Regions from separate parts of the Homo sapiens genome. Here region 1 is linked to region 2. A link is a loop called in an ENCODE intact Hi-C map of the cell type or tissue named here. Cell type or tissue: HCT116. All regions are shown on one strand. Each heading gives the region's core, and the rest is flanking DNA. Links, peaks and the distances in the headings are about the cores only. Region 1 overlaps LOC105374150 (a long non-coding RNA gene). Region 2 holds the start of PLSCR5-AS1 (PLSCR5 antisense RNA 1).

Evidence for each region. Peaks named below come from ENCODE experiments on the same cell type or tissue, not always from the same donor. Only the 100,000 strongest peaks of a DNase experiment are listed, where the experiment ranks them.
Region 1: it touches region 2 in a loop (4-fold over the local background); 2 of 110 quality-filtered maps call a loop at or near these places.

What each region holds. Positions count from the first base shown.
Region 1 is chr3:148,455,036-148,465,734 of GRCh38, forward strand. LOC105374150 (a long non-coding RNA gene) reads right to left here. Exons shown (of 7, transcript XR_924571.2): 1 at 9,869-10,699; 2 at 9,345-9,404; 3 at 318-496. Among named protein-coding and RNA genes, the nearest start is that of LINC02046, 180 kb to the left of the region's middle. In HCT116, for the core only: a CTCF peak has its summit at 5,128 (motif pointing left); a DNase peak (open chromatin) is centred at 5,126.
Region 2 is chr3:146,585,683-146,596,381 of GRCh38, forward strand. PLSCR5 (phospholipid scramblase family member 5) reads right to left here. Exons shown (of 8, transcript NM_001085420.2): 3 at 9,359-9,401; 4 at 8,238-8,458; 5 at 6,038-6,199; 6 at 3,971-4,132; 7 at 348-430; 8 at 155-260. The coding sequence ends at 392. PLSCR5-AS1 (PLSCR5 antisense RNA 1) reads left to right here and starts at 3,920. Exons shown (of 2, transcript NR_046698.1): 1 at 3,920-4,106; 2 at 4,381-4,643. In HCT116, for the core only: a CTCF peak has its summit at 4,423 (motif pointing right); a DNase peak (open chromatin) is centred at 4,419.

The DNA of each region.
Region 1 (10,699 bases), core at 757-8,756, 1.9 Mb after region 2:
AATCAATTCCTAATGTTAAGGGAAAAAATTAGGGATCAGATGACTGAAATGCCAATATTTATGATTATACTGCTTGAATTTTTTCATCTTGGACGATGTGCCAATGAAATACAAATCATAAGCAAGATAGATGCAAGTCAAGTACTTCATGTTCTGGACAGAGGGTAACACATCTCCTGGAATTGATGTTAATAATAAACAAAGAGGAATTCTGCCATCAACATCTGGCAAAAGTGATGACAGAAAAAGAGCTACCCAGGGATATGTTTTCTATCCAAGGCAGAGTTTTAGGAAGGGGCTGGGAAGCATGTGCTCACATTTCTCAAAAGTAGGATGTGTTTGTGATTGCTTGAACGCCAATAGGAATGGACCGGTTACCAGCAGATGAGAGAACTTCAGATTGGAAGGAATTGCTGAGATGTTGCCCAAGACCCAGTTTCCACGAATGAAGTATAAATTGGGGAACTGATTCATCTCAAGTCAAGAATTGCATTTTCTAGAAATAAAACAAAAGGTCAGAGTAAAACCAGAGAAACATGGATTCAAGGTTCAGTCTCCCTGAGAACTCAGCTACAAATAGTTAAACTCCTTTATACCTTCGATTTGTCCCAGATTCCAGAGTAGAAATGACCTCATAGGCGGGGTGGGTTTGAGGAGATGAATGGGGACAAATCAGGGTGCAGATTCAGAGTGTAGGGCAGAAGACTACTTATTAACTTCACCCTCAACTCCTTTCTTCTTCCCCTTTGAATTTTGAACCAGTGACTAGTAATTGGTACTTCATTTAGAGCATGTCTTAACTCTAAAGCTAATAGCACTTAAAATGCCAAGGAGCAACTTGGTATGAGTGTGCCTAGCCCCTTTAAAAGGAAAAAAAAATGTTGCAGGCTCCTAAGACTTCACCCACATGCCCTAATTCGGGGGGTGGGAGGATGACTTGATAGATGACTAAATAAATACTAATATTGTGATGCTATTACTTCCGGATGATTTTTCAGAATTTTAGCACCCTTAGGAAATAAAAAATAAAATAAGGTTTTTTAAAAAAAATATGGTGAGAGAGTAAAAAATCTGGATCCTTGGAGGGGGGAGTTGGGGATGATTAAGGGGTATGAAAAAAATAGAAAGAGTGAATAAGATCTACTATTTGATAGCACAATAGGGTGACTATAGTCAATAATAACTTAAATGTACATTTTAATGATTTAAAGGGTATAATTAGATTGTAACTCAGAGGATAAATGCTTGAGGGGGTAGATACCCCATTCTTCATGATGTGCTTATTTCATATTGCATGCCTGTATCAAACTATCTTATGTACCCCATAAAGATGTACACCTACTATATACCCACGAATTTTTTTTTTAAAAATCTGGATTCTTCATTTAGTAAATACTTCTTGAGGGCCTAGCATTGTGCTGGGCACTGAAATAGCATGGTAAGCTAATGAGTCATGGTTCCTGACTTCAAGAAACTTGCAATCTAGCAAGGTAAGTAAACGAGGAGGCAATTGCAAGTATTATGACAGAGAAAAGGGCAAAGTTCTAGAGAAGCACACATCTAGGGACCTTCTCTGAATTACTAACATACACTGAAATAGAAATTTTATGACTTTAGAAGGAGTGCGTTTTTTTAGAGATGTTGTTTTTTCCATATATTTTATCAGAAAATTTAAAATGCAGATTGAAAAAAACAAATACATGTTAAGTATCCCTTATCCAAAAAGCTTGGGACAAGAAGTGTTTTGGAGTTTTTCAAATTTTGGAATATTTGCATATACATAATGAAATATCTTGGGGATAGAACCCAAGTCACAACACAAAATTTATGTTTCATATACACCTTGTACACCTAACCTGAAGATAATTTTCTACAATATTTTAAAACAGATTTGAGCATGAAACAAAGTTTGTGTACGTTGACTCATCAGGAAGCAAAAGTGTCACTATCTCAGCCACTCATGTAGATAATCTGAAGATTTTTTTCTGGCATTACCATCACTCCTGACTCTGAATTTATATGCTATTAATAAGCAATCATTTTCTTACACTTATTCACACATAGGTATTTAACTGTAAAAAAGAGGACACACCATTAATACAGTGAAAAAAATAATGTGTTTGAGGTAACCAAACAGCACAGTGTCATCACCAGAATGCCTGTATCAGCTGTCAAACAACATCCACAAGCAATGGCAGACTTTCAGTCTCTACCCGCAATCCTCTGTTTAGATTAGAAGGTTACTATACATCGTATTGTATTTTGAGATAGGCGAGAAGAAGAATCAGAAGCACTTGAGGGCCCTCTAAAGATGAAGAAGCATCCTATTGGATGGCTTCTTAAAATGTTTCTTCCAGAATGTCATCTGCCTCATTAACAACTTGTTTTAATTTTTCATTTTTTTGTCTTAGAATTATTTATTTGATTTTATAGCTTACGTGATTTCTTGTTCTGTGATGAATGCATACTGCCCTAGTCCTTCAATAAGCCCATCACACATTTTCACCATGCCATCTCTAGATAATTTTTCTGCAGTGTTAACAATGTCAGTCATCTTCATCATCACTGTTATCATGATCACTAGTCTGTTGTGTGCCTGCATTTTGATTGCAACCAATCATGTGAGGTCAACTGTATTATTTCCACTTGTGGCATCAAATGGGCACTCAAAAGTTTTGGATTTTGAAGCATTTCAGATTTCAAATTTTGGGATTAGGAATGCTTAACCTGTACAGGATTTTGAAATATTAAGAAGTAATTTCTTTCTCAATCCTAAAAACACTTTCTCTCTCTAAAATAAAATCGATTATTTTCTTAGGTTTTTAATTTAAGGGATTGCTCTAGGAAAGTCATTATAATATTTAACAAACATTTTTAGTAATAAATTTTTTAAATATCTGTTTTTACTCTTTTCCAAATGGTCTTTTTCATGAATATGAAAACACTTAATGTACTCGGGGGATGTATTTCATGTAAATTTTTATGTCCAAAAACTGAATTCAATTTTTTATTGACATTAAACACAACAACATCTGCAAGTCATTAAAAGGAAATTCCTTTGGAAAACACTATAGTTTGACTCTACTGAATGATTTTTCACTTGGAATAAATTCATTCATATGTTTCATGATATTCCAAAAGCAGTTATGACCTAGATTAACAAAAATAAATTTTATTTTCATTAATATATTAGACATCAGGTTTTACAAACTACTTTTTCAATAATCAGTGTGTTCCTGATAATGTCTTTGGACATTGAATTTTATATTACAATAATTATTTTATCAGTTATAAAAAGTATCATTCTTTTAAAAGGACACTTCAAAATAGTAAAAGAATTCTTTGAAAAAATCACCCCTTATGTCACCGGCTGTAAAATAATTCTACATAATACCATCTAACCATTTTCCACAATGAAAAATATTTTACACAGTTATACAGTGTTTTTAAAATGAGCACACACAACAAATCCTGTTTCTCACATATTTCAATACTAATTTCAGAGATGTAAAGATAAATATGTGTATGTAAATGTCTATATATGTATGTAAATGTCTATATAAACACATTTACATACATATAAAAATGCCCTCAGAATATGTTAGAAGTCACTTATCTGAACGTCTAATATTTAGGTGGCCTGTATAGAATTGATATGCTTTAAAAATATAAAATGTAAATATTTAAAAATTTGGTCAACTTTTCTTGTCTTTTTTCCTTATCAAGAAAATAGTACTAAAAGAAATAAATTGTCTTAGTGAATGCTTCTCTTTTTTGATCTCATTAATATAAGGATAATGATCCTGCTTATACAGATGCTCCTTGACTTAACGTAACATTTCATCTCCATAAACATTGTAAGTTGAAAATATCATAACTTAAAAGTGCCTTTAATACACCTAAACTACTTAACCTTGTAGCTTAGCCTAGGCTACCTTAAATGTGCTCAGACACCTTAAATTAGGCTACAGTTGGGCAAAACCATCTGGCAACACAGGACACTACAGAGTACCAGTTGATTACCCTCGTGATGGCATGGCTGACTGGGAGCTGCAGCATCACAAGAGAGCGTCTTACCACTTTCTATTGAATGTGCATGGTTTTTGCACCATCATAAAGTCAAAAAGTCAAGTCAAACCATTGTAAATTGGGGACCGTCTGTACATCAGTTTTTTATCCCTTTGATTTGTATACTAAATAGATGCAAGCATAAAAAGAATAAGAAGATTTAAGGAGAAAATTATCTTCCTTTTCTACAACAGCAGAAATATGTGTTACTTCAGGATATCATTCAGTTGTTCTATAAGAAATTGCTGAACTTTAGGAAGTATTAACAAATAATCTAAACCAAGATCTTGTTTGCTTGTACAGTACTCAGATATTCTGAAGTCTTTCTTGAAATCTTTCTTTGTAATCTTTGACTGGTACCCATTTCATTGATCAGTCAAAAGATAATATGCATTTTAATTTTGGACTAATAAATGTGGGGTTGGACTAAGGCAAAAGAGAAATGTTCCCATATACTCTATCAGAATTTGATCTCAAGGTAATACAAACATGGACACCCCAGCAATGGAAAGATACATTATTATATTTTTAAATAATTAGAGTCCTTTTTAACCATATTTTGAAGAGTTGATAGTTGTAGATGTGGGGAAGGGGACCATTGTTCCTTCTCCAATCCTAAACAGCAAATACAGAAAAAAATTATGTATATGATATATGCAATTTATATACATATAATTACATGTAGATAAATAGTGACCAACACACAATATATCATTTTTATCATTTCTGTGACATAATTATATTCATATAAATTTTATATTTATATATAATATATATCATCCATATCTATCTATATACCATCAATTATGAAAAATAAACTTTTTTATAATTCTTCTATCATGGACCAACAGTGACCACTTTCTTTTTTTAAGTTTTCTTTCTTACTTAAAGCTTCTAGAAAGAAGAGTTATTGGGCACCCTCTTTTCTCTTCATTTTTCAAAGGAAAAAAGAACAAAAGTGTTTTTATGAAAAGTGAGATGTGTTTTATTTTAGCTAACCAAGGATGGCAGATTTTTATAACAACACTACCATCTGCTGGAATTTAAGAGTATTGTTGCTAACATTTTGGAAGCCTTGGGTTGCATTTTTACAACTATTGGCCTAAAGTGGTTTTTATTATATACTTTTTAACAGCACTACGTGACTATTTCCAAAGGGAAGTTTACTGGTAGGTGCAATCTCCACCTCCTTACAAGTCACACAAACACTTCTACACTGCTGATGGGAATGTAAACTAGTACAACCATTATGGAAAACAGTGTGGAGATTCCTTAAAGAACTAAAAATTAAATTGGACTTCACCTTTCTCTGGTGCCTCCTTGATTAGCTTAATAATCAACATTCTGAATTCTTTTTCTGGCAATTCAGGGATTTCTTCTTGGTTTGGATCCATTGCTGGTGAGCTAGTGTGATTTTTGGGGGGTGTTAAAGAATCTTGTTTTGTCATATTACCAGATTTGTTTTTCTGGTTTCTTCTCATTTGGGTAGGCTATGTCAGAGGGAAGGTCTGGGGCTCAAGGCTGCTGTTCAGATTCTTTTGTCCCACGGGGTGCTCACTTAATATAGTACTCTTGCCCTTTTCCTAGGGACGTGGATTCCTGAGAACTGAACTGTAGTGATTGTTATTTCTCTTCTGGATCTAGCCACCCCGCAGGGCTACCAGGCCGTGGGCTGGTACTGGGGGGTGTCTGCTCAGAGTCCCATTATGTGAACCATCTTCAGGTCTCTCAGCCATAGATACCAGCACCTGATCCAGTGGAGGTTGCAGGGGAGTGAAATGGACTTTGGTACCAATACTGTTGACACTATTTCCCAAGACTGAGAAAGAGGGAATCCTCCCTAATTCATTCTATGAAGCCAGTATCACCCTAATGCCAAAACCAGGAAAGGACATAACAAAAAAAGAAAACTACAGACCAATATCCCCCATAAACATAGATGCAAAAATCCTTAACAAAATACTATCTAACCAAATCCAACAGCATATCAAAAAGATAATCTACCACAATCAAGTGAGTTTCATATCATGCAGGGACAGTTTAACATACACAAGTAAATAAACGTGTTACACCACATAAACAGAATTGAAAACAAAAATCACATGATCATTTCCAGATACACAGAAAAGGCATTTGACAAAATCCAGCATCCCTTTATGATTAAAACCTTCAGCAAAATCGGCATACAAGGAACATACCACAATGTAATACAAGCCATCTATGACAAACCCACAGCCAACATCATACTGAATGGGGAAAAGTTGAAAGCATTCCTTCTGAGGACTGGAACAACATAAGGATGCCCACTCTCACCACTTCTATTCAACATAGTACTAGAAGTCCTTGACGAGCAATCAGACAAGAGAAAGAAGAAAGGGCATCCAAATTGGTAAAGAAGAAGTCAAACTGTCGCTGTTTGCTGATGATACAATCATGTACCTAGAAAACCCTAAAGTCTCCTCCAAAAAGCTCCTAGAACTGATAAATGAATTCAACAAAGTTTCAGGATACAAAATTAATGTACACAAATCAGTAGCTCTGCTATACACCAATAGCAACCAAGCTGAGAATCAAATCAAGAACTCAACTCCGTTTACAATAGCTGCAATAAAATAAAATAAAATACTTAGGAATATACAACCAAGGAGTTGAAAGACCTCTACAAGGAAAACTACAAAACACTGCTGAAAGAAATCACAGATGACACAAACAAATGGAAACACATCCCATGCTCATGGATAGGTAGGATCAGTATTGTGAAAATGAACATACTGCCAAAAGCAATCACAAATTCAATGCAATTCCCACCAAAATACCACCATCATTGTTCACAGAACTAGAAAAAACAATCCTAAAATCCATATGGAACCAACAAAAAAAAACCTGCATAACCAAAGCAAGACTAAGCAAAACAAACAAATCTGGAGGCATTACATTACCTGACTTCAAACTATACTACAAGGCCAAAGTAATGAAAACAGCATGATAGTGGTATAAAAATAGGCACATAGACCAATCAAACACAATAAATAACCCAGAAATAAACCCAAATACCTACAGTCAACTGATCTTCAACAAATGGTGCTGGAATAATTGGCAAGCCACATGTCAAAGAATGAAACTGGATCCTCATCTCTCACCTTATACAAAAATCAACTCAAGTTGGATCAAGGGCTTCAATCTAAGACCTGAAACTATAAAAATTCTAGAAGATAACATTGGAAAAACCCTTCTTGACATTGCCTCAGGAAAGACTTCATGACCAAGAACCCAAAAGCAAATGCAACAAAAACAAAGATAAATAGATGGGACTTAATTAAACTAAACAGCTTCTGCACGCAAAAGGAACAGTCAGCAGAGTAAACAGACAACCTACAGAGTGGGAGAAAAAATCATCACAATCTATAAATCTGACAAAGGACTAATATCCGGAATCTACAATGAACTCAAACAAATCAGCAAGAAAAAAACACACAGTCCCATCAAAAAGTGGGCTAAGGACATGAATAGACAATTCTCAAAAGAAGGTATACAAATGGCCAACAAACGTGAAAAATGCTCACTATCACTAATGATCAGGGAAATGCAAATCAAAACTGCAATGCAATACCACCTTACTCCTGCAAGAATGGCCATAATAAAAAAAAAATTAATAAAATAGATGTTGGCATGGATGCAGTGAAAAGGGAACACTTCCACACTGCTGGTGGGAATGTAAACTAGTACAACCATTATGGAAAACAGTGTGGAGGTTCCTTACAGAACTAGAAGTAGAACTACCATTTGATTCAGCAATCCCACTACTAGGTATCTCCCTAAAGGAAAAGAAGTCATCATGCAAAAAAGATACTTGCACACACATGTTTATAGCAGCACAATTCACAATTGCAAAACTATGGAACCAGCTGAAATCCTCATCAATCAACGATTGGATAAAGAAATTGTGGCATATATATATATATACAATGGAATACTATTCAGTAATAAAAAGGAACAAATTAACAGCATTTGCAGCAACCTGGATGGAACTAGAGACTATTATTCTAAGTAAAGTGACTCAGGAATGGAAAACCAAACATTGTATGTTCTCACTCATAAGTGGGAGCTAAGCTATGAGGGTGCAAAGGCATAAGAATGATACAATGGGCCAGGTGCGGTGGCTCACGCCTGTAATCCCAACACTTTGGGAGCCCAAGGTGGGCGGATCATGAGGTCAAGAGATCGAGACCATCCTGGCCAGCATGGTGAAACCCCATCTCTACTAAAAGTACAAAAAGTTAGCTGGGCGTGGTGGTGCGTGCCTGTAGATCCAGCTATTTGGGAGGCTAAGGCAAGAGAATTGCTTGAACTCAGGAGGCAGAGGTTGCAGTGAGCCGAGATGGCACCACTGCACACCAGCCTGGCAACAGAGTGAGACTCTGTCTCAAAAGAAAAAAAGAATGATACAATGGACTTTGGGGACTCAGGAGAAAGGGTGGGAGGCGGGTGAGGGATAAAAGACTACAAATTGGGTTTAGTGTGTACTGCTCAGGTGATGCGTGCACCAAAATCTCACAAATCACCACTAAAGAATTTGCTCATGTAACCAAATAACACCTGTTCCCCAAAAACCTAGGGAAATAAAAAAATAAACTAAAAGTTTAACTAGCTTCTTTTTCCTTTAATTAATTTTCTGGGATCCTACCCCTATTTATAAATATACAAAATGACTCACTCATTCAACAAATAGCAGTTAATAGTCAATAACTGTTGGCTGCATACTAAGAAATATACTACATATTAAAGACATACAGTTAAATAAAATATTAGTCTCTAGGTCTTAGCCTATCAGGAGACCTAGACCAAAATAAAGTGTTGCATTACAGCATGGGAAGTGCCATCATCCAGCTCTGGTCAGAGATAGAAGCTCCAACAATGAGCCTTTTCTCTCTGTCAGTCTGGGTGTACCCTGGGTGTAAATATTGGGGACGGTGGCATTTTCTGAGGAAAAGATGCATATCTTGAGTCTTGACATTTGAGTTGGAATTATTCAGACAGATAAGAACAAATAAATTTTTAAGAGTCTGGCAAGTAAGATTTGGAAACAAGCCTTCCATACCACAATCACTTGTGTTTATTCATAACTTCACTTTTTCATTCTTTCATTCATTTGGCAGATGTTTCTGAACAACATCAGAAGGAAGGCCAGGAAAAAAGATTATAAGATTATAAAATAAATAGCTGCAATGCATATGATAACTGTGATAAAAATTTGTACAATAAGAACATTCACTCACTTATTCAACTAGGACTCAGGAAATATCCAGGCACAGGAGACAAGATGACATCATCCATGCCTTCAAGGAACAGGAAAAACACAAATCGGAATAGTCACATAGTAATAATCTCATCTAACTCTGCACAAAGGGGAAACATTGAAATGTCTGTCATGCCAGGCTCTACTCCTTGGAGAAATGGTTAGCTGCAAAGATTTTGTAAAACCAGTTTGCATTCGCTAGCTAAATAAGTTAGAATGATTGAAGGTTATCATTATATTGGTGCAACAGTAATTGTGGTTTTTGCCTTAAAAAAAAAAAAAGTCAAAAACCGCAATTACTTTTGCACCAACCTAATAGCTTGAGAGCTATAGTCATACAGATAGAAATTAAGTCCAATTTCCACACTAGTTGTGTAACTGTGGGAAAGTTCATTGATCTCCTGGTTTCAGTTTTCTATATTGTCAAAAGGGGATGATAATGGTTCCTGCCTCATTTGGTTATTGTGAGCTTAAATTAACTAATTAAAGTGCTTGGCACAGTACCTGGCTCAGCAGGTTCTTGGTACATGTTGGCTATTTCTCCCCTCTTTCCTCTTCATTTTCTTCTTACCTTAATGACTCAGCTAGACAAGACTCTGACCAGAGAGAAAGCATATGCAAAAGAATAGGAGTGTGAATTAATCCATCATGGGCTTGATGAGAGCACTGCAAGTGATTAGATATCTAACCAGTCAGTCATTCTGTTAGTCTGTAAGTGTCAATATTGATGCCAGTCTGTAGATATTGAATGCCTATTTTGTTTCAAGCACAACCTCAGGTGCCCCGATGTATTCTAGGGGCTGTTGTTGAAAAATGTGCTGGATACAGAGAACCAAAGCCACGAGTAGCCAATTTTGCCTCGTTAGGAGTTTGCTGAGAAAGCTGTCATAGGAAAACTCAAGTTTGAGTCATTTAATAGAAGAGTTGAGAGCTCGCTTTTGTCTGTTCTGAGGAATGGAAGGCATCCCAGGCACCTTAGTTCAAAGGTGTGAAACAAAGCCTGTGTGCACGGATCTTAAAGAACCTTTGAATTAATATAGAAGAAAACGCTATCCTTTGGCTTAGATGTGAAGAGCAGTAAGACGTCAATATCAAGTGGTAAAGAAGACAAACTCTGGAAGTCTAAAAGTCACTTAACAGGATACCAAAATGGGATATCCTGCCTGTAGATAGCCCTTTTCTGTTACAGGAGAAAACCTGCATTAGATGGATTTTGAAACACCAAGGATCAAATTGGATCTTCTGAAAGAAAACAACGACATATAGAAATTTTAATAAGCGGTATCACACTGCTAGTATGTCATTATCTTCACCAACCCTAGGGTTCTTTCACAG
Region 2 (10,699 bases), core at 1,105-9,104:
ATCAGTGATGCTGCAAGCCTTAGTTCTCATCTTTCATGCTTACCATTGCAATAACTTCAAAAGGATAAAAAGAAAGAATGGTAATCTCTCAAAGCAACCTTGTGCTCAGGCCAGTAATCACGTATTTAGCTATCATGCATTCACAACTAGATAATTGCCTCATTAAACTGTTTTAATAAATATAATAATTAACATTTTTTTTTAACAAAAAAGCAAACATTCAAACCATTCAGAAATGAAATCCAGAGCCCAAGGGATTTCTAGAAGAAAATGAAAAAGAGTTAGATAGCGTCAAATATAGACATCTTCAAAGGGAAAGAGATCATTTAAACTTGCTTTTTACTTACTGAAATATGTTCTGCATATTTTATTGTTTTCATTATCTTGGTTATTATAATCCAGCCAGTGAATGTTCAAAGAACATAAAATCCTACAAATAAGTAAACTGAATATAAGTGAATTTACAAAAAGACAACAATTAAGATCAAAAGTTTGACATGCAAGCTTTGATTATGTAAAGCAATTATATTTCCAGTGGTGTTCCAGTATTATGATTTAACAGAAGAAGAAAAATTTAAAAGTCTTAAGCTTTACAACATTTTATTTTCATGTTGAATTTTCAGAGTATAAGTAACTTAGAAACCCTATCTGAATCTGCATGGTATTGTCAAAGTGTTCCAGTATTATATGATTTATCTGGAGAAGAAAAATTTAAAAATTTTAAGCTTCGTGACTTTTTATTTTCATGTTGAATTTTCAGAGTATAAGTAACTTGGAAACTTTATCTAAATCTGCATAGTATTGTCAAACTTTTGGGTGATAAACCCTTTGCAGAATTAGACTGTATGCATTCTGGGTCAGTGTAGGAAGTTATAATGGATACGAATATTTGAACAAAAATTAGATATATTACCAGAGATAATGTGGTCAGCAATAGGTGGTTATTTGAGGGAGTACTGAAAACTACACCAGAGAGAACTCAAAGAGTGAGTGGTGAGTCGGAGGAGTGGTGGGTTGTGAAGCCGTATCTTGGAACCAGAAGAGACCAAAAATTAGATTTCATTTGTGATTTAGATTTGTATTTAAATGAGGAAATAACCTTATACCAGCAGCTTTCTAAAGCTTTCGCCTGAATAAAATAGAAACAGCAATTAAAAATTAAAAACATAATTCTTTCTATAAAATTATGTATAAGGAAAGTAATTTATCTTGGTAATACATGTAAGAAATAGTTTTATAAGCTATATTGGCTGGCAAAAAAAGGCAAATGTTTTACAATATGATGGTAAAAAGAAAAAAAGAGAAATGAATGGGAGTCATTAACTATTCTCAGTGAACATTTCTCCCTTAAATGCTGGAGTTTAAAAGTTATCCTTTTAGATGATTAGGGTATTATCTAGATCAGTGCTTCTTAAATTTATAGTGCATAGAGGAAGCACCTGGGCATCTTGTTCAAGTGCAGGTCCTGATGCATCTGGGGTGGGATCTGAGATTCTTTGCTTTGAGCGAGCTTCTAGGTGGTGCAGATGCTTGCACTTTGCACCACACTTTGAGTATGACCTAGATCAACCTTTACGGAACCTACATCTCATCAATCTCTCAAAGCATATGGACTAAGAAATACATGCTTTTTCAAGAAGAACATATGTTTAGAGGGTTTCTGAAACAATAAGAAAAACTGATAAGGTTTAAAATACAGAGAACTGTAGTTCCAATTTTGGCAGTACATTTTAACTATCAGCTTGTTATGTAAAATAGGTGAGTAGGGCAGATTAAAAAGGATCTATTTCTAAATATTAACGTTAAGTGTGGGGCTTAATCAGAAAGGCCTAATGAAGATCTTGGGGAAAGGGTGTGTGTGTGGAGGGGTTGGTGTTGAAGTCAGAATGATCAAAGATGGGAACAGTAAGCAAAGGAAGGGTGACAAGTTAAAAGCACTGTCCAGTGGATAGAGGAGAATAGGGAAGAGATGACATTAGGCAACAGGCAAGGTGGACTAAGCTGGTTAGATTTGCAGATGAAAATGGGAGTTGAGAGTAAGTGACAACTTAGTAAGTTTAAAAACCTAGCACTCTATAGATATTACTTCCATCTTCTACCAATAATAGGAGACTGGTAAGTTAAAATAATTCCTCTGAAATCCTGGAGAAATAATCCTAATATACATACTTGTATATGTATATGTATATGTATATATGCATATATATATACATATATATCTATGTATTAAATTCTGAGTTTCAGTGAAGTCATCAGGGAATAATTTTTAGTTCATATATTTTCCAAATATCATTAGAAGAGACTCAGTAAATAGGGCATTAATGTAAACAATCAGATTTAGCATTCTGAAACCCCAGAAAACAATAAAACATGAGAAGGAATTTAAGCTTTATAAAAATTTCATGATTACCAAAAGTGCATAACCTGAATCTAACCATGACACAAACTGAAATTAGGCCACAGTTTACAAAATAATTGGCTTATGCACTTAAAAAATGCCAATGTCGGCTGGGCAAGGTGGCTCACACCTATAATCCCAGCACTTTGGGAGGCCAAAGCGGGTGGATCACGAGGTCAGAAGATCGAGACCATCCTGGCTAACACAGTGAAACCCCATCTCTACTAAAAATACAAAAAAATTAGCCGGGTATGGTGGCACATGCCTGTAATCCCAGCTACTCGGGAGGCTGAGGCAGGAGAATCGCTTGAACCTGGGAGGCAGAGGTTGTGGTGAGCCAAGATTGCGCCACTGCACTCCAGCCTGGGTGACAGAGTGAGACTCTATCTCAAAAAATAGAACAAAAAATAAAACAAAAACAAAAATGCCAATGTCATGAGACTCAGGGAAATGCACATGCATGTGCACATGTTCATGCACACACATATACACACACACACACCCCTTAGGAACAGTTCCAGGTGAAAAGAAACAAATGAGATGTGACAAAATGGACATACTTCATGATCTTGGATTTTCTATTGTCAGAAAGGACATCATTATGCAAATCAGTGCAAACCGAATAAAGTCTGTAGATTAGATAATAGCATTGAATCAGTGTTTAGTGCCTGACTTTGACAATAGTACTGTGATGTGTAAAAAAATTCCTTGTTTTTAGGAAATGCACACTAATATAATTAGGGGAAAAGGCATCATGTCTGCAACCTACTCTCAACTCTTATGCTGTTTGTTTTAATCACTTATGTGTGTGCCTGTGTATACACATCTTTTTCATGTATTTATAGAAAATACATGTGTTTATATATCAACAAATAAAAACTCCATAAGTTTTTATGGCTGCATTGAAAATGGTAGGAAATTAGGTAAATATTAGAGGGAAAACTAAGAACAGGATATAGGTCAAGCATTTTGATACAGGTATTATTTGACTTCTGTTCTTCTATCACCAATCTCCATATACCAAAGAAGAAAAGGTTTTCAATATAATTGTAAGTTGGAAAGTAATAACAAGAACATAGTATCTTAGAAATAATGGCAACTGGTACCTATTAACTCATCAAATCATTTCATGTGTCTATGTTCACACTGAGAAGGCAACATTCTTAATATCATCTAGCTCACTATTATGCAATGAACCAGTCTGGAACTTTATCCAGGATAAATCATGTGATATTTATGTTTGCATATTTTTTAGTTCAAGTGAAAATAAGCCAAAAATCTAAATTGAACGTAAAAGCAAGGGGAAACTAGGTTTTAAAGAAATGATGAATAGGATGTGATAACACTTCAATCTTTGAGAAAGGGGATATGAGATCACTGAAGAGGGGCTGCCTAACAGAAATGCAGGGTTCTAAATTCTAATTTTTGAAGAACATTGGTCCTAAGCTATCCTTCTATGAATAAAATATACTCTTTGGGGGTAAAAACTGTGTAAATGGGATAGGCTATATTGTAATTAACAAGCAAGAGGGAGAATAACAAATCACTCATGCTCTCAAAGCCCATACTTACAAAGAGAAAACAGGCACCGATCATTGCTGCTTTGACTGTTACATCTAGATCTGCAGGAACATGAATTCCGAAATTGTCAGCATTTGTGAAGACATCATTTACAAATCCTGACCAGTACTTTGAAATCTTCCCAATTGTAAGCTTTTCATTAATGGTTTTCACCTTTAGAAAGAAAATAAGGAGTATTAAATTTGACAGTGAAAAAAGTTGGTTTTATACTTCTGAGGGTGTTTACTTCATGAGAGATTTGAATTATTTTATTTGTCATCTTCAAAATGACAATTCCATGTTATTCATTCCATCATATAAGCATAGGTTTGTAAATTTAGCTTTTCAGTTTACTTTTTAGAAACTTTGCTTTTTTGACAGTTTTCTAGTCCATCATAATTCTTTTTCTTTTTTGTATGCAGATGGAGAATATCAGGATAAATAATTAAGGCTCAGCCACCACAAGATGGCAGCAGGTACATAGTTCAATTGTATCATCTAAGCATGAAGGCGATTTCTTTACTTGAGGTCCAGATTTTAAACCTGAATTCTCCATCTTAAAAATGTAAAAGAAGATATGTTTGAAAAAATATTTCAGAAGGAATTAAATTAATTTCTAGGCATAATTTGTAAACTTTCAAATTTCAGTTGCTAAAATTTTATAATTATTAAAACATTTAAATATTATTGGCCATTGTTAAATCACATTTTTATATTATACTCAGACATTTATTAGGTCAATACTTTCTAACAAATCCTAAATCCTATTTTTACATTAAAAAAATCCTCCTGGTTAATGTACCATATAGGAAGTTAAGACCAACTAGACATCAATCAGTCCTTCTCAGCTAGAAGGAGTTCACAAATCAACTTTATCAGCTATTTGTTTGTTTATTCTGCTTCCCATCCTGATGCTGAAAGTAATTCAAGAGAAACTATCACTTTTTTCAGGGTAGTAAAAGATAGAGAATAGAGAGGGTTACTTAGGACATTTCTATAGCATGAATGCTAAAACTCTTATGTTTAAAGTCCTCCTCAATCATATTACTCGTAGGAAAGTCATGCCAAATCCTTTGGGGATAGGGTGAAGTTGGAACAGCTCAGTTTGCAAAATTTGCATTGTATTCTACGTGCATAGTGTTTCCTGAAGTCCTGAGAACTAAATGCCCTTGCTGAGATATTTATGTATGAATGGATGAAAAATAAATATACACTTTCAATTAGGCTGTCTCCTCTACCTAAGTTGTATGTCCAGGACAACCTGTTAAGATAGTTTATATTGCTACAGATCAAATTTACAACTTTCTATTTTTTAAATATTCAATTTATACAAATACGAGAATAAGGTTTTTTTTTGTTTTTTTTTTTTGTTTTTTTTACAAAACTAACTTAGCAAGTCTTAGAAACACAGCTTTTGAGTTAATGCTGTTTTAATGTAACGTGCTGCTGAAATGAGATCTAAACTGGGATATGTGATCTCAAGGCCCATAGGAAAGAAGATACATAATTTAGGTGATTCTAAACTGTATATATTGGCTTTATTGCCATGTGTCCTGTGATTCTACATAAATAAAACATACTGAAACAAGAATGAAGTGCTAATTTTCAAAATCAGGAAATATTGGTTATCTTAAAAAGGCAAAGCTATGTGTCCAAAAATTTTTGATGTTCAAAGTCTTGCACACATTAAAATAGCAACACATTTACTATTCTAATCAAAGAGATATAGTAGCTTTGTCCATAGAACACATAGAATTATATTTAGCTAAACATGCTTTTATTATAGTAAAATTTATTAATATTACTTTGGATAATACTTACACTGGTCTATGACAGATATGATGGCCAAGGTGATAAATTTTGTAATATTATTTTTAAAAAATCCTTGGACTTTATATCTCTGGATTTACATATTCCTATTCTTAGCATGTACAATATGGGCTGATTACATTATATTACAAATATGTCATTTTCTGAACTTATTTTAAATGAAATTAATTTGAACATAAAAAAATTGAATTATGTTGCAAAAAAAAATCAGGACCTAAATGAAAACTTCTTTCATTTTGTCAATTGTACCTCAAAATCCACATCGCCAAAACAGCCACATGTCACACAAGGACCAACAATTTTCAAAATATCTTCTTTGTTTGCATTTTGGATTGTGAATTTAGGCAGAAAGGGGTCCCACTTCTGCGTAACGTAACCAACTATAGTACCAGGAGGGGCTTGGATTTCTAACTGTAAGAAGAGATAATGATAAAATAAGATTTTCTTAGGTTATCATATTTTAATTTTACTATAATGTCAATTTACCTGTAAACAATATACTGTTATAAAATTATTTTGATATTCTACAAATCATTCTAAATACCTGCTTCTAAGGATACAGATTTTATAAAATATTTTACAGAAAACAAAGAAATTCACTGTATAAACATACGTTTAGCACTGTGCACTAAAAGTCTATGTCTTATTTCCCTAAAGAGAATCTACCCCACGACTATCTTCTGACCCTAGGACAGTGGCTTCTTTGCCATTTTATCCCAAGTACAACCATTGGTCAACCACTGAAGCTGTTCCTATGTGGTTACTCATATCTACTCCTTTTAATTGTAGCCACAACACACATCTATTTTAAGTCTCCTTTATCAATTATTGAGTATTCATATTTTTTCTCTAAGATTATAAGCTCCAAGATTATCTATATTTAATTAAAAACAAATGCTTCTTGCAGAGTTATAGTCATTAAACACCAGTTTGATTGCTGGTTTGTGGCTTCCAAAGTGTTCGAGACTAGTAGTTGGATTTTTGCATTATCCGGCATTACTTTAGCATTTGACTCCATTACCTTTACATATTTATGTAACCCAATCAAATATTTTGTAAAATAAATTGGGGGTGGGTACAAATTTTTTAAATGTTTGCTTTTAAACCAAGACATCGCCATCATCTGATCTCATTTTGACTTTTCTTATGAAGTTCATAGTCTTATGCATATGTCTATAATGTTCTTGGATAGATAAAAGTGATTTCAACTAGACTGCTTAGAATTAATATAGATTTGCTCTGGGATCACTTTTAAAGTTATTAATTTGCTATTGATCAAATTTTTTTAAAAGTTACTAATAGTTATCAAGTAATATATTATGTTTAATTTATGACCCTGGACTACCATTAAAGAAAAAGTTAATTATCAAAAATTTTAAAATGAGCATATTTCTGTGATCATAATGACTACACTCTCTTGGGGCATATTAATATTAAATATCCTCAGTAGACGGATGGAAATTCTTGGGCTCCATGCACGAGCACTTCAATCATTTTATCACTTAGTCAGATGCTTACCTAAAAATAGTTGGAGAATTAGCTTTGATATATGTTATTAGAAACTTCCCTAAATAACCATCTTTCATATTAATATTTTCCCATCACCCTAAGGCCAGTACTTATCCACAGGTTCTAACAGAGAAGGTTGGGCTTAAATTAGGACACCTGGCTCAAGTCCCATCTATAATATTTCCTGATTTCTTGAATGTATAGTCATAGGTAGTCACCTCCACTCTCCTTCCTTGACTGCCAAATGTAGAGAGTAATTATTTCTAGCTCCTAGAGATTTCATGATTCTGTTCTTGCTCATGAGTAGAATATCATGGTATCAAAGCCAGTAAAGTAAGTAAAAGTTCTGTGTCAATTTAACTGCATAAGTCAATGAAAGTTATTATTACAGGTGTACTAAATAATAACGTAAATCTATTATATATTAAAATAAAATAATTGAATTATTCCCTGTAGAACAATAACATTGTCTTGCCAAACCTTGGGCTTTGTCATAAATGGGTAAATGCATTGTGAGATTCCATACTAAATAATAATACCTATCCAAGAGGATACCTTAGAGGAGTTTAATATCACTTAGCATTTCCTGGACTTTGCTCCAGTTGGAGAAGACAAAGGGTGTATATGCCCAATGGTGGAACCTGTAGACATTACAATTACATGACTACTATAGAGATTCCAGAGGTCTATCTCATTTACATGATGCATGAGCTGTCTTCAACAGTTTATATCATGAAAGCCACCATAGTTTTTGGTTGGAAAGAAAAAAGTTTAGTGAATTACCAAATCCTCAAGCTGATCTGATCCTAAAGGAGCAACATACTATTAATAATTAAAACAACTGGCAGGTTAATTGCCTCATTGCTCCAGATGAATTCCTTTTAAAGAAACAAATGCTAATCTTAAAAATCAAAAAGGACAACCAGAGCCAGTAACTAACCTCTTGTAGGTAGCAAGGGCACCAGCAGCTGTTACATCTCAAGGGCCTGTTCACTGTAATGACCTCTCGACCTGAGTTATCTGTGATCCTCAGGGTGCAAGATCGCAGAGTGGAACAGAAAGTACGATTGAAGCAGATGCTTTCCTCCACTGCAAAGTAAATTCTTTGTCCCAAGCTGTTTTTAATCTCATATTTGTTGGAGGTCTCAGTACCAAGTATCACTAATGGAACAAAAAAAAAATTATAAAAACATTTTTTTCCTTAGTATTGATAACTTTAAATAAAGGGGAGATGTTATTAAAAGAATACAGTGTCTGATCAATTATTAAATATATGGTATCTTCTTCACACAAATTTATTTCTATGCTCTAAATTTTTAGGACTTAGCCATGGAAATAAAAGTAAATGGTGAGAATAAAGCTATATAATTAATTAATGTTTATTCCAGATATATGACCTACTTGAGAACATGTAGTGTACCTTTTCACTAAAGGACAAATGCTTTAAAGAATAATTTATAGCTCAAAAAATAATTATATTATTGTTATAGAACTATTGGGACAACTCATGGTGATAATAGTGATTTTGTCTAAAATATTTGTCTGGTAATATATCTAAAGGTGTACGCTATCCTGCTATTTCAATTTTTATATATATTTAGGCATAATATAGAGCACTAAACCCAGAAAATACTCAAGTAATTTGAATCCAGTTAGTCATGCTTGTAAATTTGTAGATTCTTAAATAATTTGCCTATTTGGTAAATCACTCATTTAGTCAAAACCTTGACTTCCATTTTTGAAATTATTAGGAAAGTTAAATGATTAGCATCCACGGAAATGATCAAATACCTTTTACTATTTTAAAGTATATGTAATGTCAGAATTTGAATGGCAATATCACCAAAGATTCAGAGTTTTATGCTTCTATTTTATCTAAATAAGACTAATAATTTTACTTTCAGCTTTTAATTGAAAAAAGACCTAGTACTCTTTTTGATCTAATTCTATTCTACACATTTAACTTTCTCATTTATAACATATTTAGATGCAAAGAAACTTCTGAAAACTAAAATATTTTCAATAGTTTTAATAAATATGTAATATATATAATGCACTTACTTCCAAGCAGCTCCACCTGCTGGTGTATAATTATCAGGTCTAACTGTAAAGGATGACATAAAAGGAAATAAAAAGTATTAACATCACACGGAAAACCTTTGGAGATACTACTAGTACCCTATTTACTATATTACATAAAATTAGTGATTTTCATGCTTTCTATTAGGAAAACAGTTGAAAATATCTCACATTTTACAATGCAAAAGAACGTAATTTTTTTTTTAATTTAAAGAAGAATTTAGAAGAACCTTGAAAATTCCAAGGCAGCATTGAGCAAGAATAAGAATAGCAACGGGGCTGGGCGCAGTGGCTCATGCCTATAAATCCAGTACTTCTGGAGGTCAAGGTAGGCAGATTGCTTGAGCCCAGGAGTTCGAGACCAGTCTGTGCAAAATGGCAAACCCCTGTCTTTACAAAAATTAGCTGGCTGTAGTGGCGTGCGCCTCTAGTCCCAGCTACACAGGAGAGAGGTGGAGGTGGGAGGATAGCTTGATCCTGGGAGGTCGAGGTTGTGGTGCACAGTACACTCCAGCCTAGTCCCCAGAGGGGAGACTCTGTCTCAATTAAAAAAAAAGAAAAAGAAAGAAAAAGGAGACTGAGACAGAACTAACTCTGTGTTAACTCCGCAATAATGAGAAAATTAGAGTAGATCTTGAAAACAAGAGTTTGTGAAGATTTTTAAACAATCTCTGAATTATAATGTTTAAGATGTTTTACAACTCAATTTTTTTAGAAGACATGAAACAACACAATAATGATTTGAATGCCTGGCCTCTCCTCTTAACCTCTGCCTACGTCTACTATCACTCTGTCAAACTGCAACTCATATCTTTCAGTGATGGAATATATTTGTTAAACCTGAAAGGTTATTGTATACATTTTTCTCTCATTCACACTTTCCTTTGGACTAAAAATAAAAATGAGTTCCTGTGGATGCCAACAAAATACCAATTTAAGTCAAATAAATGTTATGGCACTAAATACATTACAAGATTTGACTTATGTAATTAAAAATAAAGTTAATTTACAGAGATAAAGTATCCACAGATAATTGAGAAATGATGATTAAATTAAAAAATCTGTAATGCAAATTGCTTTTTAAAGGAAATATGAAAGTTATGTTCTTATAAAGAAATTTATTTGCGTTTATTTTATTTTTATTTTTTGAGACAGAGTTCAGCTTTGTGGCCCAGGCTGGAGTGCAGTGGCACCATCTTGGCTCACTGCAACCTCCACCTCCTAGGTTCAAGCAATTCTCGTGCCTCAGCCACCTGAGCAGTTGGGATTACAGGTGCACGCCACCATGCTCGGCTAATTTTCGTATTTTTAGTAGACACACAG